Linked DNA regions of Homo sapiens: region 1 is linked to region 2. Evidence: read pairs that join two places in POLR2A ChIA-PET (ENCODE). Cell type or tissue: GM12878. All regions are shown on one strand. Links, peaks and the distances in the headings refer to the core of each region. The heading gives the core; the rest is flanking DNA. Region 1 overlaps ITPR1 (inositol 1,4,5-trisphosphate receptor type 1). Region 2 overlaps BHLHE40-AS1 (BHLHE40 antisense RNA 1).

Region 1 (2,815 bases), core at 118-2,617, 200 kb before region 2:
GAGGAAGGTCTTCTCATTTTATAAAGTGCCCAGCACTGTGCGTGGAGCCAGTAGGTACTCTATCTGGGCTACATGGAATAGTCCCAATTGCAGATGAGGAAACTGAGTCTGAAAAAAGCCATGTGTCTTACCCAAAGTCACCCAGTTGGCAGAGCTGGGATTTGAACACAAGGCCCTCAGAAGTCTCTCAGCTTTCTCCCATGCTAGCCAGCCTTTAAGTTACATGAGTACAATGTGAGGGAGCTATTCAGTGCCCTGTACCCACTTTGGAGCTCTGCCTACTAGAGAGCAGTGTCTATCTTGTTTTCGTTTGGGGTGGGAACAGGCTGCACTGGTTATTTGATCTGAGAAGCAAGTAGTCACTGCTTGGTTAGCCAATGAGTTTTAAAGGTAGACCTTTAAAATGGAGTGGAATGGAAGCACATTTTTTTTTAATAACAATGCATGAGCTTTTCCTTAATTTCTGCTGGTGTCTTTCTTGTGGGTAGCTTCCTCACAATTGTTAGAGGAGAGCTTGTCCCCGACAGAAGAAAGGCTCTTCCTCAGTTATCGTTTCTGTAGGTTTTCTGGAATTCATCTTGAGGGTAAGAGTGAAGGCTGGGATGCACTGCAGATAGCTATTGCAAACCCCTCTACTATTTCCGATTAGTGGATACGTGTGTGAGTTGTATGCCTGTCTTATATTTACAAGAGGAAGTATCCCGTTTAATTTTACTTTCACACCAAAAACCCAAGTGTTAAGAGAACGCGGTGTTTTAACACTCCCTCGGTTATCAGCTGCAGAGCGGAGGTTGTATATTGTCACATACAGTTTTTGGAGTATGTTTCTACATTTGTTACCTGGCAACATTGCTGCACTGGGACGCGAAGTTGTATTGGTTCCCAGCAGACCCTCGCTGTTCGTACTGTAGAAGGCAGAAGTTGTTTTCCTCCGCGGGGATTTAGAAGAGAAGGCACAAGGCTAGTGGGGTTTGGCTGACAGATGGGCTGATGCGCTTCGGTGACATGACCCAGAACCAGGCACTGGGCAGGGGATGTGGACTCTTGTCCTGTCCCAACAACAGCTCCCTGTAATGCAAGGTCACGTGGTAGACAAGGGTTAGTATTAGGTAACCTTGAATACTAATTCGTGATTCTTTATCTTCTCAAAGTAAAAACAAAAGAACAAACTTTTGTTCTGGTCATTTTATGAGTCATCTGAGCACTTGCAGAACCATAATGGCAAATAGCTAATACATGGCACCTTTTCAGTTGCTCACATTGGATACCCAATTCCCTGCCTTCATTTATGCATTATTGTGGTTTTGACCACCTACTGGTTCTGATGAGAGAGGAAATCCCGTAGTAGGAGTGATAGCCAGAGCATCTCTTGCTGAGGTGACCCCCTGAGCTGATTATAGCCCTATGGGGTATTTTGTTTTGCTGATACATAATACATTGAAAACACTGTATATAGAATTTTTTGAATGCTTAAGTGGGGCCTCCATATACACTGAGATCATTTTATCCCCCTACCTTCCACTGCACTTCACTGACACTTAACCCCGAAGACATTTGCATTGGAAACTTCGCATTATCTGTTTGAAAGTCCTCTCAGTTCAAGCCACACATTCTAAGACTCAGCAAAAGCTTATTGACACCAAGGGCATTGAATTCACCAGCACCTGTAACGTTTCTTGAAGAATGCTTGCTAGGGAAAAGTTCCCATGGTAACTGTTTTTAAAAGAGTTTTGTAGCATCAACAGGTTAGACAGGAAGTCAAAATCATGGAGCTCAGCAGCATCCCCTATAAGCACGTGCTCCTTTTTAACCACCCCTAACAAAGACACTGAAGCACCCTGTTCATAAGCCCTGATGGGCACTGGAGGGTCTGGCCAGGTTGGGCTGGATTTCAGGGGACCTGATTTGTGTTTCCCTGTGCAGTGCTCGTTTCCATCACCATCTTTAAGGAGGAGGCCTTTTCCATCCACTGGACTCTTACCATCGTGCCTGTTAAGGAACAAAAAGACAACTGCTTAGGCCTGGAGGGTATGTGGAAACCACCAGTTACCTTTGAATATACCTGTGGTGCTCGAACCTCCTTTAGAAAACCCAAGATGCCATTTTAATGATGCTTTGCTCTTGGGTATCAAATTTACTCCTTAATTTACCTCAGGAGATGTTCTAAGAGGAAGCCACAAGATTCCATACCTGCTGTTGTTGTTTTAGAGCTGGTGGATTTTTTTTTTTTTAATCCGCGGAGGAGGACTTGACCCTGTGGGTTCCTAACTTGGATGGCCATGCAGAGCACCCTTAACTTGGAAATCTATATCCTGCTGTTTAAACTTCAAGATGATTCCTATCTGGATTAAAGTCCTCAACCAGCAGGCCGAGGCAAACTCTAAAGAAAAACAAGGTCATGCTGCATTTTTTTTTGGTAAGCACAGGAATCAACAAAGAGATGTTATATAACTTCTATTTATATCCTCCTTGCTCACTATCTGCAGGCAGACAAGAGTCGCTGAGAAGGGATTTAATGAGCTCTCTGGGTTTGCTCACCTTCCTGAGCTGGTAGGAACCAGCTTGTTCTCAAATGCGTCAGTAAAGAATCTGGCTGTGGGTGGGCGGCCAGGGTAGGTGGACTGCGTTGTTGCTATGGTGTTTTTTAATTCCCCTGTCTCTCAAAGATCTCACTCCCCCCTTCCCTGACTCCTTCCTTTTGCCCCCTTCCTTTCTTTCTTTCTTTTTTTTTTTAAATCTGTAAGCTTCCTTGTTTCTCACACCTACTCATGATTCTTGGAGCTGTCTCCGGAAACAGAATATTTTCCCTCTCCTT
Region 2 (2,815 bases), core at 167-2,666:
CCTATTTGCGTGTGTACATATATATATATATACTTATTTATTTAAAATAAAGCACACAAGAATTGCTAGAAAAACTAAAAAAAGACAAAGAGGTAGAAGTAACCCTAATAGACATGAACACATACTATAAGACCTCTAGAAGTAAAATTGTGTGGTACTGGAGGATAAGTAGACTAGTAGAAAAGAATGAAAAGTGAAGAAATAGACCTGAGTATGTAGGGAAAATTAGCTTTAGATACATATTTAGGATAAATTTCCAAAAGCGAGATTGCTGGGGCAAAGGGTCAATATAGCTCTTTTTAGGTATTGCCAAATTCCCCTTCACTGGGGCTGTTCTTTTGCATTCCCACCAGCAGGTGAGAATGCCCATTTCCCTCCCAGCCTCACCAACAGTGTGTACTGTCAAGGTTTTGATTTTTGCCACTGATATAGATGAAAGTGGTGTCTCAGTGTTTTAATTTGCATTCTCTTATTATGAGTTAAGCTTAATAACTTTCCATTTAAGAGCAATTTATAGATTTTTATGTCTTTCTTTTTTATTAAGGCATAATTGACGTACAACAAGATGTACAGCTCTCAAGTGTGTGGTTCCATAAGTGTTGACAGTTGAATATATCTGTGTAGCCACCACTGAGCACAATCTGTAGAACACTGCCATCCCCCTAGAACTTCCCTCTGACTCCTTTCCTGTCAATCCTCCCACCCACTCCAGAAGCAACCACTTTCTGGTTTGTATTCTCATAAATTACCTTTGCTTGTATAAATGGAATGTAAACGGAATATGCAATAATGTATATCTGATTATTTCATGTATCTAATGTTTTTGCTCAACATAATTTTTCAGAATTCATCCATGTTGTGTGTTGAGCATTATTTCTTTTTATTACTGATCTTCTAGGGATATAATGTTTGCAGAATTAATTTTTCTCTCCTAATGGTTTCTCATTGTTGAAGAACTGAGTTGCAAATATGGAAAGTGAGAAAAATAGAATGAATTCTATAGTGTTGGATTGGAATTGGAGCTACCAGTATGAACTGAGTTTTTAATATGTATAGATACATATAGAAGTATTTGAAGATATGTGTGGCTATATCTCAGTACGTGCATGCATATATACAGACAAGTATTCCCTGGCTCTGTCTCCTTACAGAGCCTGGGAGTAGTGTCGTTCCAACAGTAATAAGCACACCTTCCACCTATACCTTGGTTTCTAAATATCATTTTCTATGATAAGGAATCAGGATTCTTTGGAGAAATGACTGTTTCCAGAGTTAGGGAGAAGAAAGTACAAGTGTGAGTCTGGAACATCTTCTCACAGACAGTAAGGACACGTTCAAAAGCTGATGTGGCTATCTCAAAAGGACAGGAGTGCCAGCCTGAAGGTATTTTGGCCACATTTCAGATAATATGAAACATCAAAATGAATAAAGACAGTAATAGATTTTTATGCATCATTATTACTAATTGTTACTAAAAATGTAAAAATTAATGTTAGGTGGAGGGAAATTTTTTAACAGAATAATACTAAGTAATAAATGTAGAAGAAAGGATAGAAACATCACCATTTCACAACTGCCATACTAATAATTGATTCAGACAAAAATCACCATTGGGTGGAAGGTTGTTGGAAAACAGGATATTCACATGATCTCGTGAATTACTTATTATACAGGGAAATTGGAGTGTTATAATGGTGGATTTGGCAGGCATGATTATAACCAAGTGATCAAAGTTAACATCACCAAGTAAGTTATATCATGTGCCCCTGAGGGGATGCACTAAGTATATAGTATTCCAGACAAAATTGTTGATTCCAACCATAAGGAAAAAACCATAGATTTCCAAATTAAGGGACGTTTGGCAAAACAACTGGAACTTGAGCTCCAAATATATCAATGGTGTGAGAGACAAAGAGAGGAGACTAAAGCAATACGACAACGATATGCAATGAAGCATCCTTGATTGGATACCAGAGCAGGAGGGAAACAAACCATAACACTTTAAAGACATCACTGAGGCTAGGCGCAGTGGCCCATGCCTGTAATCCTAGCACGTTGGGAGGCTGAGGCGGGTGGATCGCTTGAGGTCAGGAATTTGAGACCAGTCCCTGGGCAACATTGCGAAACCTTGTCTCTACAAAAAAATACCAAAAATTAGCTGGGCGTGGTGACACCCGCCTGTGGTCCTAGTTACTAGGAAGGCTGAGGCAGGAGCATTGCTTGAGCCTGGGAGGTCAAGGCTGCAGTGAGCCAAGATCATGTCACTGCACTCCAGCCTGGGTGACAGAGTGAGACCCTGTCAAAAAAAAAAAAAAAAGCGCATTATTGAGACATTTGGGAAAAATCTGAATATAGATTATGTTCCATAATGTTCCTATATGTTAGATAATAACATTGCATTAATGTTAAACATCTTGAGTTCAATAATTACATTGTAGTCATGTAGGAGAATGTCTTTGTTCTTAGAAAATATATGCTGGAGTATTGAAGGGTGAAGTGTCGTTTTACCCACAACTCTTTTTTTTTTTTTTTTTTTTTGAGACAGAGTCTCGCTCTGTCCCCCAGGCTGGAGTGCAGTGGTGCAATCTCGGCTCACTGCAAGCTCTGCCTCCTGGGTTCACGCCATTCTCCTGCCTCAGCCTCCTGAGTAGCTGGGACTACAGGTGCCTACCACCGCGTCCGGCTAATTTTTTGTATTTTTAGTAGAGACGGGGTTTCACCGTGGTCTCGATCTCCTGACCTCATGATCCACCCGCCTCGGCCTCCCCAAGAGCTGTGATTACAGGCCTGAGCCACCGCGCCCAGCCTACCCACA

Evidence for each region. Peaks named below come from ENCODE experiments on the same cell type or tissue, not always from the same donor. Only the 100,000 strongest peaks of a DNase experiment are listed, where the experiment ranks them.
Region 1: POLR2A ChIA-PET joins it to region 2 with 5 read pairs; 2 of 35 experiments call an interaction of 5 or more read pairs at or near these places.

Annotation. Positions count from the first base shown.
Region 1 is chr3:4,748,022-4,750,836 of GRCh38, forward strand. All of the region lies in intron 44 of ITPR1 (inositol 1,4,5-trisphosphate receptor type 1), which reads left to right. EGOT (eosinophil granule ontogeny transcript) reads right to left here. Exons shown (of 2, transcript NR_004428.1): 2 at 1,171-1,989. Among named protein-coding and RNA genes, the nearest start is that of EGOT, 2.2 kb to the right of the region's middle. RefSeq lists a silencer at 768-960 and an enhancer at 1,622-1,691. In GM12878, for the core only: no CTCF peak of the experiment used is centred there; a DNase peak (open chromatin) is centred at 1,668; H3K4me3 peaks cover 1,092 bases; H3K27ac peaks cover 1,922 bases.
Region 2 is chr3:4,943,404-4,946,218 of GRCh38, forward strand. All of the region lies in intron 1 of BHLHE40-AS1 (BHLHE40 antisense RNA 1), which reads right to left. Among named protein-coding and RNA genes, the nearest start is that of BHLHE40, 35 kb to the right of the region's middle. RefSeq lists a silencer at 2,615-2,779. In GM12878, for the core only: no CTCF peak of the experiment used is centred there; no DNase peak of the experiment used is centred there.